Linked DNA regions of Homo sapiens: region 2 is linked to region 1. Evidence: read pairs that join two places in POLR2A ChIA-PET (ENCODE). Cell type or tissue: OCI-LY7. All regions are shown on one strand. Links, peaks and the distances in the headings refer to the core of each region. The heading gives the core; the rest is flanking DNA. Region 1 has its middle 130 kb from the start of STT3B. Region 2 overlaps TGFBR2 (transforming growth factor beta receptor 2).

Region 1 (12,478 bases), core at 3,715-6,214:
TTCTTGCTTAATATAATTCCACTTTTAATATTGTTTCATATGCAAGTGCATTTTTATAAAGATGCCCATAATTTTGCCTTGACTGAATTGTTCTTCCAAGCTATATCTTGCACACGCCTCCAAGCTACATAAAGAGTTCATTACTAAATAATTTTCCTTTCTATAAGATATTCAGATAAACTGTATTGTATACTCTTTGAGGTGTGCGTGTGTGTGTTTTATTCAAAAGTACCCACAGGAGGGTAGAACGCTACAAGGAACAAATGAAGACATATTTCCACTTCATGCTGGTGGCCAGAATTGGAGGAAATCCAAACTTGGAAAAGAAAATCCTGGGCCGTGCTGCTGAAATCTCTGTGGCATTATTTTAGATTCCAAAAAGATTAACTCATGATTTAGTAAAAGTACTGCTAGGGGATATTTAAAAAAATCAATTTCATTGAGGTACTTGTTATTAATATATTATTAAATGCACTCATTCTATGTGTACAATTCAGGAAACTTGACAAAGATGTGCACTCATGTAATCACCACCACAATCAAGATATAGAACATTATTCTCTTTGCTGGGGGGATTCTTAATCCTAATAAAGTCCTCTAGTAGAAGAAGGGCAAGACTGTGAGGAATTAAGTTCTTTTAAAGGGGAGAAAGGGCCCATATTCTGAAGGACTAATGGTGGTGGGTTTTATTGCCTAGAAGAGGATGTGGCACTATTTGACCATGAGAGAAAAAAGTAAGCCAGGAACTGGAGTTTTCCATGAGAGGACCCCAAGTGAAAGCTTTCCTTTTTTTTTTTTAAATTTTACTCGAAGTCATGTTTATTATTCTGTGTTAAGTGTCACCAATCTTTTACAATGTCACAGACTGTAGGTCAGTGGCAGATGTCTAAATACAGGGCAGCAAAAGAAATACCACCGTCTCTGCATCACCCTTTGGCTGAGGCCAGCAAGGCAGAGGCTGTACCCTCTTCAGGATGAACAAGAGCCTTGCAGTTCTAGTGACAAGGCTTAAAGAAATGATGGCTCAAGATGGAGCTGGGAATGCTAGACAGGGAACATGTGATGGAAAAAGGCAGCTGCAGTTTGGACTAACTCAGAAGCAAATGTGCAGTGCATATAGACAGAGATAATCCTTAAAATAGGGTTGTCAGATTTAGCAAATAAAAATACAGAATCCCATTAAATTTGAATTTCAGATAAGCAATAAATAATTTTTAGTATAAGTAGGTCTCATGCATTATTTGGGATGTACTAAAAACTTTTGCTGTTTATCTGAAATTGAAATTTAACTGACATCTTTTATTTTATTTGGCAATCTTACAAGAAAGACCAACAACTGGATTACAATGTTGATACTGAATCAAAAGGATCAAAAGTAAAATAAGAAACATAAGAATACACATCTTAGGGAGGTTTGAATAAAGAGTGATGTGTGTGTGTGTGTGTGTGTGTGTGTGTACAAAAATGATCAAAGAGAATCAAAACTGAAAGGACAATATATATACTTTTTGACCTGAGCCTAAAGTAAGCTTGATATCTTATTTATTTGATTTGAATTTTTGCTTTCTGGAGAACTGAGTATGTTTTTGATGTTTAGTTTTGAACTGGCTTATAATCTTTTAAAAAATTGGTGCTAAAACATTTATTACATCAAAAGTGACCTTCTCTTTCACCTTTCTTCATCCTTTACTTTCAGTCTCCAGAAATAACCCATTTCAATTCTTTTTAGAAATTACATCTAATATGTACCTCCACATTTCAAATAATAATCTTATGATTTTTTTATGTTATTTTTTATATTCCCTGCAAGATAGTTGAGAAATTCACTGCTGTATACACTTCTCTGATCCTTCTGTCTCCACCTCCCCTCTCCACCATCTACCCAATCTATCACAATTTTGGTTTCAAGGAGCTGGTGTTTACATCGTTTCAAACTACAAATGCCATTCACTGCTGAGATAAGTAGTATATTATGGTCACATCTGAATACAATTTTGGTTGTTCTTGGAGTTAATAGTTACCTCTGTTTCATGAAGGAGATATTTTTCTTGGGGAGTGCTACATGTCTTGAAAGGTCTTATATTTGTGCTGGTCAGCTTTTGCAGAGAAGAATCCAGCCTCCATAATGGCGTGGGATGAAGGGGAAATAAGTTGCCTTGCTACTGTCATTTTGGGGCAGGTGGAAGAAGGAGGCTAAAGTTCCTACAGTTAAGAATGCGGATTTTTACTTAATTGCTGTGTTTTCAGTCCACTTGTAACTCTATCCCTTTGCTGTCTCCTCTTCTGCTCTGTTTGTCCTTTTGAGTTAACACATTTAAAAAATTCCTTTACTGGAATTTCACGGGGTTTGGCAAGGAAAGGGAGAAAACCATGGAGGATAATACATCTCAGCCAACTACTTTTCACAAACAATCTTTATCAGTCATGGGCCCTGAAATTCCAGCTAAATAGACTGTGCTGACTTCAAGGACTGGAGTGTTATTACTCTCCTTTCCAACTAGACTCTGAGCTGAGTACTATCTTGCTCTGTATAGGACTTGCACTTACTGAGTTTAGTTTCTAATTCTTGTACTTAGGTCATCCCTTGCTTCTTGTGGGCTCATTTTAATGGATGGAAAGAAATAGGCCAACCTGGAAACAGCTCAAAATGTAGGTGCTGGGAAGCGGGATGATGAAAGGCATGAACATGATTAAATGTTCAAATTCCTGTTGAGTGCTAAATAGAGATTCTTTGACATTGGGTCCTTTAATCAAGATTAAAAAAATTTTTGCTGAAGTGAACATGTACCTTAGTTATTAGGAAGTAGGATAGCATTTGAAATGCAATTGTGGAAGCTGTGAAATATATCCAAGAGTCCACAAAGCAGCCACATGTCTATTATTACCCATAATGAACTCCAATATAAAGAATTTGGTTGAAATCCTTTGGATATCTGTGATTTCTAAATCTATTTATGACAGCTAATGACATTCCTTGGTTATTGTTAAGAATATTCCTAGTCCTCCACTGTGGGAAGAGAGATTCTTAAGGATGCCTTGATGTATAATTAGGTGGGAATGCAGTCCTATTTCTCTTCGAAGGTTTTGAGGATAATCCTCTAGCTTGCTAACTGACCTTATTTGAAAGCTATTATGCTCATGGAAATCAGTGGAGCTTTTGTGATCTCATGTGAGTATGGAAAAAGCAATAAGTGGGAAAATATTCCATTAGATTTTATTTTTGGTATGCCTGATTAGGTGAAAAAAATAGTAACATTTACTGAGTGGCTACCATATGCTAGGCATTGTGTTAAGAGTTTTAAAGGCATTATTGTTATTTAAATCATTGGAATAATCCTATAAGGTAGACACTATGATTATATACGTTTTATAGATAAGAAAACTGGGATCATGGAGATGGTAAGTGGTGACACCATATTTTGAAGCTAGGTATTTCAGTTAGGATGTATAGTGGATAATAGCAGTGGTCTACCAGACCCTCTAGATCTGATTTTACCTGTGTGTGTGTGCATGTGTGTCTGTGTGCATACACTTCATTGTGCTTTTGCTTCCAACAGTTACCACCTCCAGTATTTTTGTGTGTGTGTGTTTTTTTTTTTTTTTTTTTTTTTGAGAATTGTACCCAGGACATTGGAACTCACTTTTCCTGGGACGGCCTTTAGTCAATGACTCTCAAGTGTGAGACCATGAAAGCCAGCTTTCTCACCTCAAATTGGGACAACCTGGAGATGTTGAGTTAAATATCTTTGCTTTGGAGTGTTCCCTCTATGGTTGCAGCCCTACCTGTGGGACTCTGCCTGAGATTTCTCCCTTCCCTAGTTTCCACACGTTTTCTAACTTACTTCCCCATCCTCCCTTACTGCTTTTTTGAGGGGCACACTTCATTAATAAATTACTTATACAGGAATCCTTATTTTGGGGTAGGCTCCTAGGAAACTTGATGTAGAACAGAATAATTTTTTTTTTTTATAACAAAACAAGATGTGAGAATTCCCCCATTCACCAGCTGCTACACAATGAGGCTGGGATAGAATAGACATATAGGAAAACAGACTCAATGCTCACTATCCTAACTCTGACTTGGGACAACCATACTACGCATACCCTTAGACATTCAAGCATATTGACCTTGGTCTTTAAGATTGCACATGACCTGGATTCAGCTTGTTGCTCCAACTCCATCTCCTATCGTTCCCCTCCTCACTTCCCCAGCACATGACCTTCCTTTAGTTCCTTGAACACACCAAACTCATTACTGCCTCAGGGGCTTTGTACTTATTCTTCCCTTTCTTATCATTTAGGTCTCAGTTCAAATGACACTGTCTTAGAAAATCTCACTTGACCTCTATCTAAAGTTACATCTAACTCTCATATCATTTAAAAATCACAATATTCTATTTTCTTCCTAGCATTTATTGTCACATGAAATTACCTTATTCATTTGTTTATTTGCTTATTGTCTGTTCTCCTGCATTAAAATGTTACTTGCCTGAGGTCAGGGACTTGGTCTGTGTTGGTCACAGCTATATTTCCAGTGCTTCTTAGTTGAGTGCCTGTCTCATATTGTCATCAATACACATGTGCATGATCATGAATATATTGCCTACATGGAAAGGGCAAAGAAAGATCCTTTTCCTTCTATGCGGTCTGCACTCTCTCTTCTCCATTATGTTGTTTGCCAAGAATATCAGATGAATAGAAATGGAAATAGAAATCTATGATCTCTCTGGAGCACCTAGCAAGGAGTGACATGTTATAGGATACAGACAACCCAGATGGCCATCTGGTGTGTTAATGATGTTTGATTTGTGTTCAAAGCAAGTTTATGTTGCCCTTTCCGAGGCTTGGTTCTACAATTTCTGACTCAAAATTTTTCTGCTGACCTGGGAACCTCTTCTTCTTCTTCCTTTCCCCTAACGGTATTAAAAAAAAAAATGACTCCATTGCTCTGTAGAGCATAAAGACTAACTCCCATTCCCTATATCCTCACTCTATCCCTAGCCCTGTCTCAGGAGAGGTTTTAATATTTTAATACTCAAGTAGATATTTTGGTTTGAAAGTGACAAATCTCCACTTGGACACTTGAACTGCCTAAATGGACAAATGACTGGTTCTTGATCATAGTTCATTATGCCACTTGCATCAAGAGTGCTTGGGCACATAACCATGTGTGGAAAAAGGAAAAATACTGACTGCTAACCCCCTGCTTCATTAATGCTTTTTAAAATGAACTGGGCATAGTGGTTCACGCTCGTAAACCCAGCACTTTGGGAGGCCAAGGCGGATGGATCACTTGAGGTCTGATGTTTGAGACCAGACTGGGCAACATGGTGAAACCTCATCTCTACAAAAAATAGAAAAAATTAGTCAGGTGTGGTTGCATGTGCCTGTAGTCCCAGCTACTCAGGAGGCTGAGGTGGGAGGACCACCTGAACCTGAGGAAGTTGAGGCTTCAGTGAGCTGTGATTGAACCACTGCACTCCTGCCTGGGTGACAGAGTGAGACTCTGTCTTAAAGAAAAGGGGAAAAAAAAAAGAGAGAGAGAAACAACAAACTTAAAACAATTATTGGCTTGGACCTGCAGGACTCTGTGCACATGCATCTGGCATTTCACAATAACCAGTTACTTTCTTTCTACTTGTCAATATCATTGTTTCACTGCTGGTGTGTTTATGTCACCAGATCCTTTCTTCTGGGGACTTTGAAAAGGGCTAACTTGAAGCTTGGATAGTCATAGGTCAATTAGGTTACAGAATAATTTAAAGAAGGGGCCAAGTTATAAGACCTTGACTGCAAATAGAGAGGAAGGAAAGAGGAAGTGGAGTAATAAACACTGGTAATCCAAATCAAGTTGTCAAGCCAACGATGGGACCACAAGGAAACAGAGCTTGTTGTTTAGCTAAGACCGGAACATGGCAAGAAAGGAAGGAGAGCCCCACTTGTCTAAATCAAGATAAATAAAACAGCAATAAAAGGAAATGTATATTTGAGGACTTTGAAAAATGGGTGGCTACTCCTGTTCAACATAGTGTTGGAAATCCTAGCCAGAGCAATCAGGCAAGAGAAACAAATAAAGGGCATCCAAATAGGAAGAGAAGTCAAACTATCCCTGTTTTCAGACAACATGGTCCTATATCTAGAAAACCCTATAGTGTCAGCTCAAAACCTCCTTCAGCTGATAAACAACTTAAGCAAAATTTCAGGATACAGAATCAATGTAAAAAAATTAGCATTCCTATACACCAACAATAGCCAAGCTGAGAGCCAAATCAGGAAGGCAATCCTATTCAAAATCGCCACAATAAGAATAAAATACCTAGGAATATAGCCAGCCAGGAAAGTGAAAGAGCTCCACAATGAGAATTACAAAACATTGCTCAAAGAAATCAGAGAAGACACAAATAAATGGAAAAACATCCCATGCTCACAGAGAGGAAGAATAATATCATTAAGATGGCCATACTGCCCAAAACAGTTTATGGATTCAATGCAATTCCTATCAAACTACCAAGAACATTCTTCACAGAACTAGAAAAAACTATTTTAAAATTCATATGGAACTGAAAAAGAGCCTGAATAGCCAAGGTAATCCTAAGCAAAAAGAACAAAACTAGAGACATCACAATACCTTACTTCAAACTATATGAGAGGGCTACAGTAACCAAAACAGCATGGTACTGGTAGAAAAACAGGCAAATAGACAAATGAAACAGAATAGATAGCCCAGAAATAAGGTCACACACCTATGACCATTTGATCTTCAACAAAGCTGTCAGAAACAATCAACGGGGAAAGGATTCTCTATTCAATAAATGGTGCTGTGATAACTGCTAGCCATATGCAGAAGATTGAAACTGGACCCCTTTCTTACACCATATACAAAAATCAACTCAAGATAGATTAAAGACTTAAGTGTAAAACCCAAAACTACCAAACCCCCGGAAGACAACCTAGGCAATACCATTCTGGACACAAGAACAGGCAAAGATTTCATGACAAAGACATCAAAAGCAATTGCAACAAAAGCAAAAATTGACAATTTGGATCTAATTAAACTTAAGAGCTTCTGTATAGCAAAAGAAACTAGCAACAGAGTAAACAAAAAATCTGCGGAATGGGAGAATATGTTTGCAAACTATGCATATGACAAAGGTCTAAAATCCAGCATCTATAAGGAACTTAAACAAATTTATAAGCGAAAAACAAACAACCCCATTAAAAAGTGGGCAAAGGGCTGGGCATGGTGGCTCATGCCTGTAATCCCAGCACTTTGGGAGGCTGAGGCTTGTGGAGCACCTGAGGTCAGGAGTTTGAGACCAGACTGGTCAACATGGTGAAACCCTATCTCTACTAAAAATACAAAAAACAAAGTCGGTTGTGGTGGTGGGCACCTGTAATCCCATCTACCTGGGAGGCTGAGGTGGGAGAATCACTTGAACCTGGGAGGCAGAGGTTGCAGTGAGCTGAGACTGGCCATTGCACTCCAGCCTGGGCAACAAGAATGAAACTCCGTCTTAAAAAAAAAATGTGAGCAAAGGACATCACAGACACTTTTCAAAAGAAGACATACATGTGGCTAACAAGCATATGAATAAAAGTTCAACATCACTGATCATTAGAGATATGCAAATCAAAGCTACAATGAGATACCATCGCATACCAGTCAGAATAGCTATTATTAAAATGTCAAAAAATAACAGATGCTGAAAAGGTTGTGGAGAAAAGAGAACACTTATACGTTGTTGGTGGGGGTGTAAATTAGCTCAACCATTGTGGAAAGCAGGAAGGCAATTCCTCAAAGAGCTAAAAGCAGAACTACCATTCGACCCAGGAATCCCATTCCTGGGTATATACCCAGAGGAGTATAAATCATTCTACCATAAAGACACATGCATGTGAATATTCACTGCAGCACTAGTCACAATAGCAAAGACATGGAATCAACCTAAATGCTCATCAATGACAGATGGAATAAAGAAAATGTGGTACACAGACACCATGGAATACTACGCAGCCATAAAAAAGAATAAGCTCATGACTTTTACTGGAACACGGATGGAGCTGGAGGCTATTATCCTTAGCAAACTAACATAGGAACTGAAAACCAAATACTGCATGTTCTCACTTACAAATGGGAGCTAAATGATAAGAACTCACAAACACGAATAAGGGAACAACAGACACTGGGATCTGCTTGAGGGTGGAGGTTGGGAGGAAGGGCAGGAGCAGAAAAGGTAACTATTAAGCACTGGGCTTAATACCTAGGTGATGAAATAATCTGTACAACAAACCCCCATGACACAAGTTCACCTTTGTAACAAACCTTCACATGTACCCCTGAACCTGAAAGTTAAAAAAAAAAGAAAAGAAAAATGGATGGCACATCATGCTTTTCATTCATTGATTTATCTAATCGTAAATTCATTCATGCATCAGTTATTTTTTGAGCCTCTACCTTCTTTCACTTGGTCTAATGACCCTTGCCTCTGTGTTAAACAATCTGTATTTAGTTCATCTGCTTTCTTTAAAAGGTACAATTGTGCAATCTATAGAGTTTCTGTAACAGACAGTCTTCTTAGCCTTCTAACTTCCTTTTGCTGGTTTTTGATCTTTTCAATACTGGGGGAGTAGAAGTAGAAGTGATAGGGAGGAAAGAGAGGATGTGGAGAGTTTGTGGCTACAGTGTAGTTGGGGTGTGAATGGACTGTTATTGGACAGGATGATGGGGCAAGGGGAAGTGTCTCTGTTGATTAATTTTGGCAAGAACTCAGGTGAGCCTTGGACGAGGTAAGTTTATGTCCTATGGTCCAGAGAGCCTGTCTGTATACAGTTAGCAGCATATTCTCTTTGATTGGGAGGGCTGGCCAAAGGCAAGGTTGCTTTGAATCTTTAGTGCCTTTTGCTTAGTATTTCCTCCTGTTCTCCACCTGCTAGGTATACAATAGAATTGTATTTCTTGGACCTTATGTGGTTGCAAGGACCATATGACTAGTTTTGTCCAATGAGCTGAGAGGAAAAGTGACTTATATCTCTTCTAGGCTGAAGCATTTAATTGCAGGTGTGAAAACTTCCAGAACACTCTTTTTCTCTCCTCCATTGGCAACTGGAAACACTGGAATTGGCAGTTGCCCTGTTAGCCTGAATTCTGTGGTGAGAAGATCTGGGGAGCAGCACCTACCCCATCTGATCTGTGATAAACAGAGGATGTGAATAAATAGCTTTGTTGTAACTAGCTACTAAAATTTTGGGATTGTACCATTCAGGACATAGGCATAGGCAAAGACTTCATGACTAAAACACCAAAAGCAATTGCAACAAAAGCCAAAATTGACAAATGGGATCTAATTAAACTAAAGAGCTTCTGCACAGCAAAAGAAACTATCATTAGAGTGAACATGCAACCTACAGAAGGGGAGAAAATTTTTGCAATCTATCCATCTGACAAAGGTCTAATATCCAGAATCTACAAAAACAACCCCATCAAAAAGTGGGCGAAGGATATGAACAGAGACTTCTCAAAAGAAGACATTTATGTGGTGAACAAACATATGAATAAAAGCTCATCATCACTGGTCATTAGACAAATGCAAATCAAAACCACAATGAGATACCGTCTCAAGCCAGTTAGAATGGCGATCATTAAAAAGTCAGCAAACAACAAATGCTGGAGAGGATTTGGAGAAATAGAAATGCTTTTACACTGTTGGTGGGAGTGTAAATTAGTTCAACCATTGTGGAAGACAATGTGGCAATCCCTCAAAAATCTAGAACCAGAAATACCATTTGACCCAGCAATCCCATTACTGGGTATATACCCAAAGGATTATAAATCATGCACACGTATGTCTGTTGCAGCACTGTTCACAACAGCAAAGACTTGGGACCAACCCAAATGCCCATCAATGATAGACTGGATAAACAAAATGTGGCACATATACACCACGGAATACTATGCAGCCATAAGAAAGGATGAGTTCATGTCTTTTGCAGGGACATGGATGAAGCTGGAAACTATCGTTCTCAGCAAACTAACAAGGGAACAGAAAACCAAACGCTGCATGTTCTCACTTATAAGTGGGAGTTGAACAATGAGAACATATGGGCACAGGGAGGGGAACATCACATATCAGGGCCTGTCAGGGGTTGGGGGCCAAGGGGTGAGAGAACATTAGGACAAATACCTAATGCACGCAGGGCTTAAAACCTAGATGACGGGTTGACGGGTGCCACAAACCACCATGGCACATGCATACCTATGTAACAGTCCTGCACATTCTGCACCTGTATCCTAGAACTTAAAGTCTAATAATAATTTAAAAAATTGGGATTGTGTGTTACCAAGCAGTATCTAACCTTTGCATCTAACCTAACGTGGATAATATGACTTCCAAGAGTATGAAAATTGGCTCTTGGGATAGGAGAAAAAAAAAACAGTGTGCACACACTGTACATAAGCAGATACTTAGCACATTTGTGGTATTCAAATTTCAGGGAGAAGTGAACAGAAATGGAAAGATATTGGTCAAAGAGTATAAATTTTCATTTAGACAGGAGAAGTAAGCTCTATAAATCCACTGAAAAGCATGGAGATGAGACTATAGTTAATAATAATGTATATTTTAAAATTGCTAAGAGAGTAGATTTTAAATGTTCTCACCATAAAAAATGATAAATATAAGAGGTGATGGATATGTTAATTATCTTGACTTAATTTTCCCATGATGTGTGTGTGTGTGTGTGTGTATCAAAACATTACATTGTGCCCCATAAATATATATAATTTTTATTTGGCAACTAAAAATAAATAAATTTTACAAACTAAATATCATGGGTTGGGGGATCAAGAAAAAATGTCCAAAAAGACTCTTTAAGGGAAGCGATAATGAAAAATCAGTTCAGAGACACTGGACTAGCTTACCCTGAATGATAGAATTATAAAGCACACAGTCTTTGTGTTTTCTCTGTGTTGCTCTCTGTATCATTTTTTCCTCTTCTATGTCTCCTCTAGAACACTTTTAGCTACCCAGTGCCAAGATGAATATATGCCTGAAACTTTTAGGATACACTTATTTTAAAATTTTCTGTTCCTTTATTCCAATTAGTACTTTCTTATTTTCCAGGCATATTCTTGTTGTTTAATTTGTCCAGGGCCTGCATGATGTCTTGATTTCCCTTGAATAGGAGGGTTCTTAAAGTTTTCTTAATGGTCTTTTGTGGAGGATGAGGAAAGGAGAGTCAGGATGTATATGGGAAATTTCCAAAAGTTCCTCTTGTCTTAATAATCTTTTTGTTAAGACATTGAGAATGTTTGGGTTTAGTGTGTACAGTAAATCAGATACAGCTTCTCTGTCATTGAGACCTGACTAAAAGAATAATTTTGAGTTGAGGGAAGAAATGCTGTACACTAGCTCTGTAAGTACATAGAGGAGACAGGTGTCCATGGGGTACTCCTGGATGACCTATCTTCTCCAACGGGAAAACATTGTCTTTTGCAAGATAAAGAAATTGAGTCAAATATAAATGAGCCTCAAAGCTATTAAACAACCCAATGAGAAGTGAGCCCCTACTTCCAAGGTAATATTCTGGAGATGAGCCAGTGCTCAGATGGACAGAAGGAGTGATGGGGGCACTTCAAGGGGCTAAAGCCCAGTTAGGGCAAGGGACTTCGATGATGCCCTTCTGCTCATTCAGTTAATGTGTTGAGACTTGAGTTGACCCCTTTGGCATGTAGTCATTGCTTAATAAATGTTTTTAAAATAAATGCATGCATGAGGGAATACCTGTCATCAACCATAATGATTCCCAGGGAAAACACCCAGACTGTGAAGATGTCCTGTCCTGAAAGCAAAGGTGGGACAATAATTAGGGGAATGGGCATCATGTGCCCCACTTCCTTTTTATCCTCTTTGTCCACTACTCCCAGTAAATAGGTGTCTTTTTTTCTTTTTTAAACATGCCTGGTGGTGAAAGCTTAAACAGTCACCGTGGGTGGTGACTTCATCAGGTAAATTTGGGAGGCCTTCTGAAATAGCCCTTCTATTCTCTATCCTTTAATACTACAAATCCTTCTTATACAGATTATGGTCTGTGGACCAGCAGTATCAGCCTCACCTGAGAGCTTGTTAGAAATGCAGAATCTCAGGCCTGGTCCCAGACCCACTGAATCTGAATCTACAGTTTATCAAGGTCCCCAGGTGATTCACAGGCACATTAAAGTTTGAGAGACCCCGATGTAATGATTATAAATACAATATATTACCTCTTATAAGTAATGAAACCTGAAGAGAAAGGCAAGAGTGTAGAAATAAGTAATTATTCAGATACATGAGCCAGAAAAGAGAAGCATTGTGTAGAGGGATTCCCCCAGAGACCCCTGCCTCCACCTGTTGAGCTAGTGATTGGCATCCCTTCCCTTAGGGAAGGATGACTCCATGTGACACGCTATTCATAATGCTGACTATATCCAAAAGAGAGCTAG
Region 2 (12,478 bases), core at 4,587-7,086, 780 kb after region 1:
TAGATTTTTATTTCCCATGTGGGAAAAAAAGAAAGGGATTTCCTATCTTCCCATCACAAACTCCTGGCTTTGCAGTGGTTTTATTACGTCATTCCCCTACTTACAATCTGCCAGTGACTCAGAGAATTTAGCCCAAACTGGCACTTAAGGCTCCCATAATCTGATTACCTTTCTGCTGAATAACTCCTTTTATCAGAAACCCTTTGACCTGATAATTGCTGGCTTTCCTACCACCAAAATTTCTACCTCCCTACCAGATCTATCAGGTGGATTTTAAGGTCAAGAAGAGCATGCCCAAGGCAGCCTGCTCAGCCCCTGGAAGGAGTTCAGTGCCTTCACTGTTGGCTGTGAGGTTTACGTGATGGAGGGAAGAGACTCCAAGAATGGTGTCTGAAAGGATGCCTGGTGTCTGATGCTGCCCCTCAGGAGTGGTCCAAGGTGGTTCAAATACTGCCTGCTTTGGCCATGGCTGACAGAGCTGAAGAACTGCCTCTATATGGTGTGTGGACACACACCCCAGGCAGCCACTTGCCGGCTTCCCTCTGTTTCCTTGAAGGAAGTGGAGTAGCATGGCCCTGGGGCTAACAAGTGAACAATAGTGCCTGCCTTAAATCATACCCAGCCTTTCAGACCCAGGTCAAGTGTTTTCTCTTTTGGAAAATCATCCATTCCCCCCACTACCAGCCCCACCAAGAGTACTCTGCCTCCTCCGGTTTTGGTTTTTAACCATCTTTACTGTGAGGTATGCTTTTAGATAGGCCTGTATTTGCTCTGTTCTGCAGATGAGTTTCCAAAACCTTCTAAAACCTTGCTCATATTTGTTATGCTGGATTTAAAGTCAACAGATGGGAGTTTTCAACCCAGTAAATGGAATTTCTTTGCTGTGGGAAATCAAGTACTTTGACCTCTCTGGTGAAATTCTTCATTTGTAACCTCACTGGGTTAGGCTAGATTAGTGTTTCTCAACATGGTTCCACATCGGAATCATCTGGGGATCTTTTAAAACAATAATGATGCCAAAGTCCTACCCCAGGGCAATGAGTCAGAACTTCTAGGTGCTTGGCTCAGGCTTTGGAATTCTTTTAGAAGTTCGCAGGTGATCCTAACGTGCAGCCAGGGTTAGAAAAATAAACTGAGTTCAGGAAGGGACTTATGCTACATGGACTGGAGAATTCAATAGGAAAAAATGTAGTAGTTAGAGATGGGGCATGGTAGTACTGGACAGAGGCAGTCAGGCCCATAGGTGTTGCTTCTCATCTTTGCCTTGAGCTGTAACTAGAAAAACTGCAAACTGCATTATAACCAGAACATTATTATATACATATACATGTACAATCAAGCCCAACCCAATTAATTTTCTCATATGACTCAAACTCTAGTACCATTTGGAGATGAGGCAGGAATCATAAACATAATTGGCTGCAGGGCATTTAGTTGCCATTGTATAAATTCTTCCTGAAAAATAATTTTAGATTAATTTTTAAGTGTGGATTTTACAATTTCCTATCTTTTTAAAGGGTGGGAATCCTTTGCCAATTCCCAAGAGGACAATAAGCTTAAAGGAAGATAATGTCTGAAAGATCTGAGGACCAAGTTTCCTGAGAAAGCTGTATTTCTAAAGTTTTGACCCTACAAGGCAACATTAAAAGTAAGTTCAAGGAAACAAATGTGAGAAAGCATATCTCCCTTTAGATAACCTAGCAAAGAAGTTAAGAAGGGAAATAGTTCCTTAGATCAGAATTAACAGTTGTGGATAGCCTTCCCTTCAGAAAATTGCAATGCTAAACAGACGTTACACAAGCAATATATCCCTGCAACTTAATTTCTCTTCCTAGGATCTTTAATATTTTTCTTTTTTTATTCCATTAAACAAATATATATTGAGCATCACCTATCCACCAGATCTGAAGAAACACTATTTTTAATATGTTCAAAATTTGAGTCTTTTCTTGATACAATAACATCTGCCTTAACAGGAATCAGTATGTAAAAATTACAGTTTTTAAAGAATTATATAAAAGGTATTATTCCAGAAGACTTGCTATGGAATCCCTTTTAAAAAGGGCGTTCAGAAAAAGGTAACACTGAAATTTATTACAGTTTGAAGAAAATCACTCCAATTATAAATCCATGAACCCAGTCATTGTTTAATGAAGCTCATCTTTGCTGGAAAATCCCCACTGAGAACAAAGCATCACAATGATCCACACAGTCCTAATCAAGCCCACTGGAAAAATCACCCTGAAGAACACTGGTGGAAAACAGAAAGAAGTCCACACCACAGTGTGAGAGCTAATTTAATGTGTTCTTCAAGAAAAATTAAATAAAACAATATGACTCAATTTTTCTTTTATGTTGCAAGAAAAATAACATTTATATAAAGCTAGTAGTAGAAAAGCAGAAGTATAGCTTAGCTTTCTATGATGGCAAGTGAAATAGTTTCTGCTAATCAAAGTGATTCTTTTTTTTTTTTCCTTTGAGACGGAGTCTTGCTCTGTCGCCAGGCTGGAGTGCAGTGGCACGATCTCAGCTCACTGCAACCTCCGCCTCCCAGGTTCAAGTGATTCCCTTGCCTCAGCCTCCCGAATAGCTGGGACTAGAGGCACGTGCCACCACGCCCAGTTAATTTTTGTATTTTTAGTAGAGACGGGGTTTCACCATGTTGGCCAGGATGGTCTCAATCTCTTAACCTCGTGATCTGCCCTCCTCGGCCTCCCAAAGATCCGGGATTACAGGTGTGAGCCACCGTGCCTGGCCATCAAAGTGATTCTTAGCCATTTTCTTTGAAAATGTCAGTCATAGAGGTAGGCTCTGTTGCTCTTCAATGTATACCTTCTTTTATATAAAAGCAATTTGACTAAATATTAGATGTCTGTGTGAGTCGTGTTCTGCTACTCAAAACACTTCTTGTTCTGTTCTTCTCTATATTTTGTTTATTTGTTTGTTTTTTGAGATGGAATCTTGGTCTGTTGCCCAGGCTGGAGTGCAATGGCATGATCTCGGCTCACTGCAACCTCCACCTCCTGGGTTCAAGCGATTCTCCTGCCTCAGCCTCCCGAGTAGCTGTGATTACAGGCGCCCGCCACCATGCCCAGCTAATTTTTGTATTTTTTAGTAGAGATAGGGTTTCACCATGTTGGTCAGGCTGGTCTTGAACTCTTGACCTCAGGTGATCCACCTACCTTGGCCTCACAAAGTGCTGGGATTACAGGCATGAGCCACAGCGCCCAACCTCTTCTCTGTATGTTTATTCAGACATTCATGTTTAAGAATTTCTGAGAAAGGAAGCCAAAGATAATAATACCTGACCTCTATGTCTATATGATGAAGAAGTGCACTTCCTATGTAAAGATGCCCGTATTCCTGATTAGGTTAAGCAACTTGAAGTTCTAGTGAGGGGCAAAACTACAGGACTGCAGAAACTGGCATAGCCTTTTACACATGGCAGCATTTGTCTACTGATAATGGTGACACAACCTCCAAGAGGGCAGACCACACGGTGTATTAAAGAGAAGCTGTCCCCATAAGAAAAGGGGAAAAGTAAAATGACTCATTACATAGTTTGAAATCTCTTATGATGGGTGGACAAAACCCTCAAAGAAGAAATTCTCCAGTCTTAAATTGGGCTTTTAATGTTCGAGGCAAGAACAAGTCTCCTGATGAGTACACTGCCATCGCCTCTTTAACAATTTAGCTATGAAAATATGAAAATACGAGGAGACTATAGATTTTTATCTTAGATTTACTTACAAATTAAGCAGTGAGGGAGCATGACTAAAAATAGAAAAATGATGAAAAGATTAATTAATGATACTTTACTATGTCTCAGTGGATGGGCAGTCCTATTACAGCTGGGGCAGATGATTTCATCTTTCTGGGCCTCCATTTCCACATCTGTAAAACAGGATAATTATATCCATCTCAGAGAGCTGTTTTTAAAATTACAGATGACAGGAAAGTGAAACTGTTTTGAAAATAATGAAGCTTTCTATTACTGTGAGATTATTAAAAGATTATTATAACTAGACATGGTCAATATGTTTTCTTCAAAGTTATCAGACTAGACATTTTTCCCTCTGGTGATCTTTCACCCATATGTCTCAATCATACTGAAATTATTCAAATCACTTCTTTTTTCTGTTTTCCTGGTACTAGTTTCTCTTTTTCTTTTTCTTTTTCCTTTCTCTTTTTTTTTTTTTTTTTTTTTTTTTTTGAGACAAAGTCTCGCTCTGTTGCCCAGGCTGGAGTGCAGTGGTGCGATATCGGATCACTGCAACCACTGTCTCCTGGGTTCAAGTGATTCTCCTGGCTCAGCTTCCTGAGTAGCTGGGATTATAGGCGTGTCCCACCACTCCTAGCTAATTTTTGTATTTTTAGTAAAGACAGGGTTTCACCATGTTGGTCAGGCTGGTCTCAAACTCCTGACCTCGTGATCCGCCTGCCTCGGCCTCCCAAAGTGCTGGGATTACAGGCCTGAGCCATTGCACTGGCTGGTACTAGTTTTCTATCTGCCTGAAGAAGTACGCAAATGACTATTTTCATGACTTTTTTTTTTGCCTTTAATATTATTTAACAGCTATTTTAACAATGAAAGACATTTTACATATTCTCAAAAGGTATGTACCAAAGAAGGGTGTGGGCAGAAATGTTCACAAAATCAGGACCTTTCATTGCATCTTGGTGACCACCAATAAAGTACACAGAAACCCATAGTGAACTGAGGTCTAAGTGGCTGCTATCAACCAACACAATCTTGAACTGCTGAGTCTGATCATTTCATTTTCTTAAAACTTCAGGACAGTTCAATTTAGAGAGCACAAGAGTGAAGTTAGCCTCCCTGGTCATCTAAAGCAACATGGGAAGGTAATTTAAGAAAAGTGACACCATATCAATCACTTTCCCAAGCTTTTCAGGGGCTCACTCCAAAGACTTTCTTGATGATAAATTTTATTAAAGTGCTGATCATAATCAAAACAGTACATTGTATCAGAGGTCAAGCATTGTTTTTCACTTCCCTTCCCAGAACTTATTAAAGATGTACCTCTGAAGAAAGACATAAGGAAGAACAAAATTGTTTTGACTCACAGAAAATGGCTTACACAGACATCTAATACTTAGTCAAGTTGCTTATATATATGAAATAAGTTATACCTTGGGAGTAACAAAGCCAATAGGCTTGGCTCATAGGGGGCTAACTACGGCTGCAGCAGTTATTCAAGAAGTTAACATATTCTCTCCTGTCCCCTGAAGACACCACAGGCATCTCAGTAATAAACTGATAACAACCAATACTCAAGAGTTTGTGAAAATGCTTTGTAAAGTGCTGAATAATGTAAGTGATTATCTACTTACCACAAACGTCCTCACCAACATCATCATTAAAATCTTGAAAGATAAGTGCTTTTCAGTAGTTTTGAGAGTGAACCAATGACATGCTAAATTAAAAGCATTATATTTCAACCATTTCCAATAAGTGCCACAGAATATTAAGACTTAAGAATATTAAAATTCTGGTCAGGTGCAGTGGCCCATGCCTGTAATCCCAGCACTTTGGGAAGCCGAGGAGGGTGGATTGCCTGAGGTCAGAAGTTCAAGAGCAGCATGGCCAACATGGCAAAACCCTGTCTCTACTAAAAATACAAAAATTAGCCAGGTGTGGTAGTGGGCACCTACAATCCCAGCTACTCGGGAGGCTGAGGCAGGAGAATAACTTGAACCCAGGAGGCAGAGGTTGCAGTGAGCTGAGGTCGTGCCATTGTACTCCAGCCTGGGTGAGAAGAACAAAACTCTGTCTCAAAAAAAAAAAAAAAAAAAGAATATTAAAATTCTTATTTCATCTCCTTTTCCTCTATAGATAGAGCAGGTAGGGCACTACCAGTCCAAATCTATGTAATGTGATGTCAGTGGTAGCTCCAGAATTCCCATAGAGGAGTGGCTACATGGGTGATGATCTGGCTGAAAGGGAGGCAGGCAACACAGCTGGAAGCTGTGCTTGCACAAGAGAACACTACTTGTGGTACCTAGACTGCATGTTTATTCAGGATGGATGGGGACTATGGTGGACGAGAAGGCTGAAGGCCAAATTCAAGACCATCCTTAGAAACCCACTCCTATTAAGCACCCAGGTAAGAAAGGCCTCATATTTAAGTCTCCTTAGCATGTATCATTTTAACAGGGCTTTCCAAAAAGTACAACCAGGGGTCACCTTTGCAATATGGGATTATTTACCCTCAGGTAGGTAGAAGAGTATCTTCAGGCACTCTTCATTGCACCAAGACCCCTTCAGCCATCCCTATTCCAGCAATCCCAATGACTGAAATCATCTATGACTCATAAAGAGAAAAGGCAGGAGTGACAAAAAATTGTCCTGCGTGAGATGGTGTGATTTACTTTATGACTTTGCCTGGTCTCTATAGTCATAATGCATTGAGCCTTCTGCAAAAGATTCACACATGAGAGAATAAATGAATCAAAGGCAGAGCCAGTGATGGATGGAAAATTAACCTTAACACCCACACACCACAGCTCCCCAAAATTCACAGAAACTAAAGACTGCAGACAGAGCAAGTCTCCACTGTAAAGAACAATTTACACAAAGCAGATCATACGAGATTTTCCATAAGCCTATGGTTCTGTCAAACAATACTACAGGTGGCTTTAAGCCATTGACATTTACACTTGGTGGTGAAAAGCCATCTGGGAGAAAAAAAAATAGCACTCCCCGCCTTGGATCTAAAAGCAAGTTTCCTCGGCCTTTAAAAGCAATGAATTCCAAACAGCAACAAACAAAACACATAAACAGAATTAGTGAGAATCTGTGCTAAGAGCTATGGCAAAATCAGACAGAAGTTTCTCCCTCAAAGAGTTTTCATTCTAGTAAGAGTTTTGTTTTGTTTTGTTTGTTTTGAGACAGAGTCTCACTCTGTCGCCTAGGCTGGAGTGCAGTGGCGCGATCTCGGCTCACTGCAAACTCCGCCTCCCAGGTTCACGCCATTCTCCTGCCTCAGCCTCCCGAGTAGCTGGGACTACAGGCACCCGCCACCACGCCCAGCTAATTTTTTGTACTTTTAGTAGAGACAGGGTTTCATCGTGTTAGCGAGGATGGTCTCGATCTCCTGACTTCGTGATCCGCCCGCCTCGGCCTCCCAAAGTGCTGGGATTACAGGCATAAGCCACCACGCCTGGCTAGTAAAATAGTTTAAAACACACAGAGACAGCACAGGTAGCTTGGCAAACAAGGTCATATGAATGAGAATGCAAGGCTTGTCGGAGAGGCTATGGGCAGGAAAAGGAATCACAGTGGGATGGATAATCAAGGAAGGCCCACTAGAAAAAGTAACATTTAGACCAGGCGTTATTTCAAAGGGTGGAGCCGTTGTAGGGCACAAATAGAGAATGGTAAAACTTGGGGGGAGGTGGTGGAGAATGGTCACAAGCTAGGAAATTTGTAAGCAAAAAGGATGTGTGAGGCAGCTGGGTTCAAGTGGAACCAGGGCATGAGGGATGTGAAGGGTGGAATAGATGATGGGCAAGAGGTTTGGCTTCATCTGTGCACGTAGTCATCAAACTGGTCCTGTGTCCCATCAGCACAAGGCACTCTCTTAGGAGCCAAGGGACACTGAGGCAGCCCCCATGCTCAAAGAGAAAGGGAAGGCCATGTGATGATCTAGGATTCATAAAATCCATGGAAGGCTTTCTAACAGAGGCCAGCTATTCAAAATGCCATCTGGGGGGAGATTTAACTGAGGGCAATGCCTGTGTTATTGACAGAGAAAGAACAAAGGGTGTCCATAAGCAGAGACCAATTAGGTGATTTTTACAGATGACAAATATAAGAGTTCAGGTTTGTGTTACGGTAGCATAATTCAAGGGCAAAAATAAAACCAAATGGTTATAGATTTTGCGTAACTTTTCTGATGGATAACTTAAGATTTGATGCAACAGGAATCACCATGAGATATGAGTTGCAATGGAAAGTTTTTATGTTTTTTTTTCTTGCCAAGTATAGTTCAGATGTCAAAGGCAAAGAAAAAAAAGTCAGAAAATAAAATTATTTGGAAACATCAGAAACTGCTTGTAAGGACTGGTTATTGTGGCTACTGTTAATTAAGAGCATTAATAACTGACAGGGACCCATAATTCTGGAAGACAAAAGTAACTAAGTCACAAAAAGCTGCCTTATGATATTAAAATAAAGGAGCAAATCAATGAAAAAGCCTACAGTGGCACTCTCAGAAAAGTCTAAAACAAATGTTGAGCAATTCAAGAGAAATTTATTGGGTCTTCACTGAGCATCAGACAAATAAGTTCCTCAAGACAAAAGAGGATTAAAAAATGTTGAAGAGTAAAACCACTTCCTGAAAACCTGTCATCGAATCATTAATTTATTGGGTACCTACTTTGTATAGAGCAGAGTGCTACCTATTTTAAGAAATGCTGTGGTATAATAGCTCCAGAATGAATTAGGGCCTACATATGTCAAGGCAATCTGTGAGTAAATGCCTAATGAGGTAAACATGATTAATGCAGTGAGTTCGATATAGAAATGGGTCCTTGGGGCCGGACACGATGGCTCGTGCCTGTAATCCCAGCACTTTGGGAGGCCGAGGCGGGCGGATCACGAGGTCAGGAGTTTGAGACCAGCCTGACCAACATGGTGAAACCGTGTCTCTACTAAAAATACAACAACAACAAAATTAGTCAAGTGTGTTGGTGCACACCTGTAATCCCAGCTACTCAGGAGGCTGAAGCAGGAGAATCGCTTGAACCCAGGAGGCAGAGGTTGCAGCGAGCCGAGATTGCGCCACTGTACACCAGCCTGGGCAACAGAGCGAGATTCCATCTCAAAAAAAAAAAAAAAACAAGAAAGAAAAAAGAAATGGGTCCTTGGGTTCTACAGTTCACCATGGTCAAGGGATGGACAATCAGTGGACAAAAGACTCATGAAGGATGACTGGGGAAACAGACTGGTTAAAAACTGACTCATTTAGTTGACTTGCTACCAGTGCCTTCTGTCTTCTGCTAGCTTTAGTTAAAACGGCTTAGGAAGAGTCAAAAGACTCTCATAAAACTAAGCCAACTCTTCCTTGAATTCTCCTCTTCTTTATTGACAGAAACAAGCCTGATGTGATCCACTAAAACCACTGCAGATCATTTGGCTACTCTTTGGAACATGCTTTAATGCTATTACAGCAGTGTTTTTCAAACTGCTATGTGTACAGGAATCACCTGGGGACCTTGTGAAAGTGTACATTCTGTTGCAGTAGGTCTGGGGAGAGGACCCACAATCCTCATTTCCAATAAATTCTCAGTGATGCCAGACCTCCTGTAAGCGGCAAGGTATTAGAACATCTTCAGTTGCTGTTATCAGAAGATGATAGGAAACCATCATTTTCGGGGTCAGAATGCTGGAGCTCAAGCTTTGGGCCTTGATGCATATAATAACTCATAAAATGTAATATTCAGGAAGGAATGAGGCTCCTAAAGAAGTGAGAAAGTAGAATGAACAAAGGCCTAAGAGAATAGAAATGTATTCTAACAATATAAATTATAAAAATAAAAGTAAGAGTGCCCAGGGGTATTGAGATTGTTAGATTATTTTATAATGATATAACTTAAGGGATTCCAAAATAATGAACATAAAATGTTATTATTAGATTTTTTTCCTTTTCACATACTTGAAGGACAAATTATATCATATTGTCTTTTTTTCTTCCCCAATACTATGAGCGTTAGAGAATGAGACGCAAATCCGATATGTAGTAACAAGGTAGTCACTCACAGCAAAAGTTGAAAGATTCCTAGTCTACGCTAACAAGTGTCTGCAAACTCTACAGAAATGCAATTAGAGGTTGCGGCAGCTACTCCCCTGCCTAAAACAGCAGTCTGAAAACTGCCAATCTGTTGCAAATTCTGTCTTTTCTGAGAATATTTTAAGAAAAGTGGTAGAGAAATATTTGAAAGGCAACAGAACACTAATTATATCTAGACAAGTTTCCTTTTTTTTTTTTCCCAAAAAATATGAAAGTTCCTTTAGGCTTTACATCTCCTAGGCATAGCAAAGCATTTCATAACTTTCTACCTTAGGAAAAATTTTCACAGACATTTTAACCAATTCAGAGGAAGGGGAGAATGAAAATACCATAATTAACCAAAGAGGAATAATATTACCACCAAAACCAAGTAAGCCTTTTATTTAGGAAGGAGTGAGCTCTAGCTGAAGTAAACATGCTATTTAGTCAGGATGTATGCTCAGACACCTGTAGTCGGAAATTTTCAAAATAGCTATGGTTTTTTTTCTTCTCTTTTTTTAATAGTAGTCATCTCCAATGAACACCAGTGGAAGTCTGTGGTATTTCTCAGTTCTGACCTGTCATGACTTTTGTTAGTTTTCTATTTTGATTAGCTAAAGATTTTCTAACTCAACTTCAATGATTTATTCTACTAACAAAATAGTACAGGGATAACAAAGAATGAAATGTTTCAGAAGAGAAAATACTGGAAATCTTATTTAGTCCAATTCTTGTCACTGTATAGAAGGAAAATGAGCCCCAGTGGGAAGAAAGACAGCCTGGTCACCCAGACACCTAGATTCCTGGTACAACATACCTTAGTCTTTACCAGCTGTCTCCTAGGTAGAGTCCTTCTAATCTCAAACTAAGGGTCAGAGCTAGGTTATCTTTCATCCAAGATGAAGGTTTGTGATAATTACATCTTTGCAACTTCTTTTCTACTTGGCATGGGGCTCTAAAGTAGGAAAATGATGAAGGGTTTAGCTAAACCTGGAGGAAAAATATTTTGGTTTTGTGAAATAACAATGCAGATTTCAGTCTCTGTTTGCAATGGGGGGAAGGAGGAAGAGGCATTTTTTAACATTTATTTTCTAAACCAACAAACAAATCCTACCATTAGTCAAAGACTCAGGTCTTTGGAATCTGAAGCTTGTAAATTTCAGGGGCACTCTTTAAGAAGAAGAATACAAAATTAAGAATAAAGTGAATATAAAATTAAGAATAAAGTGAATATTTATTTAGAATTAAAATGGCATACAGGCCGGGTGCAGTGGCTTACACCTGTAATCCTAACACTTTGGGAGGCAGAGGTGGACAGGTTCCTCTGAGCCCCAGTGTTCAAGACCAGACTTGGTACATAGTAAGACACCATCTCTACAAAAATTAAAAAACAACAAAAAACAAAAAACTGGCCGGTCTTGGTGGTGCATGCCTTTAGTCCGAGCTACTCTAGAGGACTGCTTGAACCTAGGACTCCAAGGCTGCAGTGAGTTATGATTATGCAACTGCTTTCCAGACTGAGTGACAGAATGAGATCTCATCTCTGGAAAAAAAATTTTAAATAGTATCATACAAACAACAAATTTTTAAAAGCTATAAATACTACAAATATGAAGTGTTTAAAAAACAAATATTTTTATTAACTGATTGCCATACCTCTGAAATAATTCTCCTATATTTTTTGGTTGCACACTCTTTGATCATCTCTTCCAATAACATTTTGCAATATTCTCTATTGAGAGAATAGAAAAATAATTCAGTCTTCCCTTTAGAAATGTAGATCAGAATTTGTAATTTATTCTTGAATAATTTGGAAAAGTTCCTTTCAGCTTCATAATTCATTACAGGTAATGTCATATAAATTTTTTGGATTGACTTCAAATTTGGAAAACTTTTATCAGGTTTCTTTTATATGTGAGCTGTAAGATTCAGGGCACTGCAAGATTTCGTAGTATTTGACTTGATGACACTTGTTAACCACATTGCCAGGGCCTCTCCTAGAGCCAGGAGATGGACCTATACCAGGGTATAGGTAGCCTTGAAGGTTAAGTTCAAGCACTTCACAGTAAATCCACCTGAGCCTGGCATTTATATCCTCAACATATTTGATGCATCTGTGAAGTCTCCCAGTCCTTTCAAATAAAGTGCCTGTTTTACTCAGAATACCTAAACTTCCTGATGGCATAATTGTTCCATGATTCAGCCAAGACTGTATCACTTGAGGTATACACTTCATTTTTCCATTGAGATCACAAGACAGGCATGATGTTTGACTACCTGGTGTATAAACCGAGTGTTATTTTATTACACTAAGAAAATGCAATGGGATAATATATGAAGAATGCTAAAACACTAGAAAAATGTTGGATATTATTATTTCTCTTAACCTCTAGTCTTCCAACACCCATGCTATAATGGACAAGTAGTTTATGTCAATTAAGGCAGACTAGTCTCAGTACAGTATAACAATTAGGAATCTAGATCCCCAAACCAGACCATCTTGGTTCCAACCCCAGCCTAATCATTTTCTAACTAGGTGGACTTAGGCAAATTTATTGACTCTGGAGGATTTATAATAAGCATAATATAACCTACCTTCTAAAGTTGTTTTGAGGGTTAATACACCTGAAGTACTCAGCATGATCCGTGCAGTAGCAAGACCTCAATAAGTGGTAGCTACTATGATT

What was found. Peaks named below come from ENCODE experiments on the same cell type or tissue, not always from the same donor. Only the 100,000 strongest peaks of a DNase experiment are listed, where the experiment ranks them.
Region 2: POLR2A ChIA-PET joins it to region 1 with 25 read pairs; 2 of 35 experiments call an interaction of 5 or more read pairs at or near these places.

The regions. Positions count from the first base shown.
Region 1 is chr3:31,395,658-31,408,135 of GRCh38, reverse strand. No RefSeq gene overlaps it. Among named protein-coding and RNA genes, the nearest start is that of STT3B, 130 kb to the left of the region's middle. In OCI-LY7, for the core only: no CTCF peak of the experiment used is centred there; no DNase peak of the experiment used is centred there.
Region 2 is chr3:30,614,615-30,627,092 of GRCh38, reverse strand. All of the region lies in intron 1 of TGFBR2 (transforming growth factor beta receptor 2), which reads right to left. It also overlaps the pseudogene KLHL25P1. Among named protein-coding and RNA genes, the nearest start is that of TGFBR2, 14 kb to the right of the region's middle. In OCI-LY7, for the core only: no CTCF peak of the experiment used is centred there; no DNase peak of the experiment used is centred there; H3K4me3 peaks cover 810 bases; H3K27ac peaks cover 1,819 bases.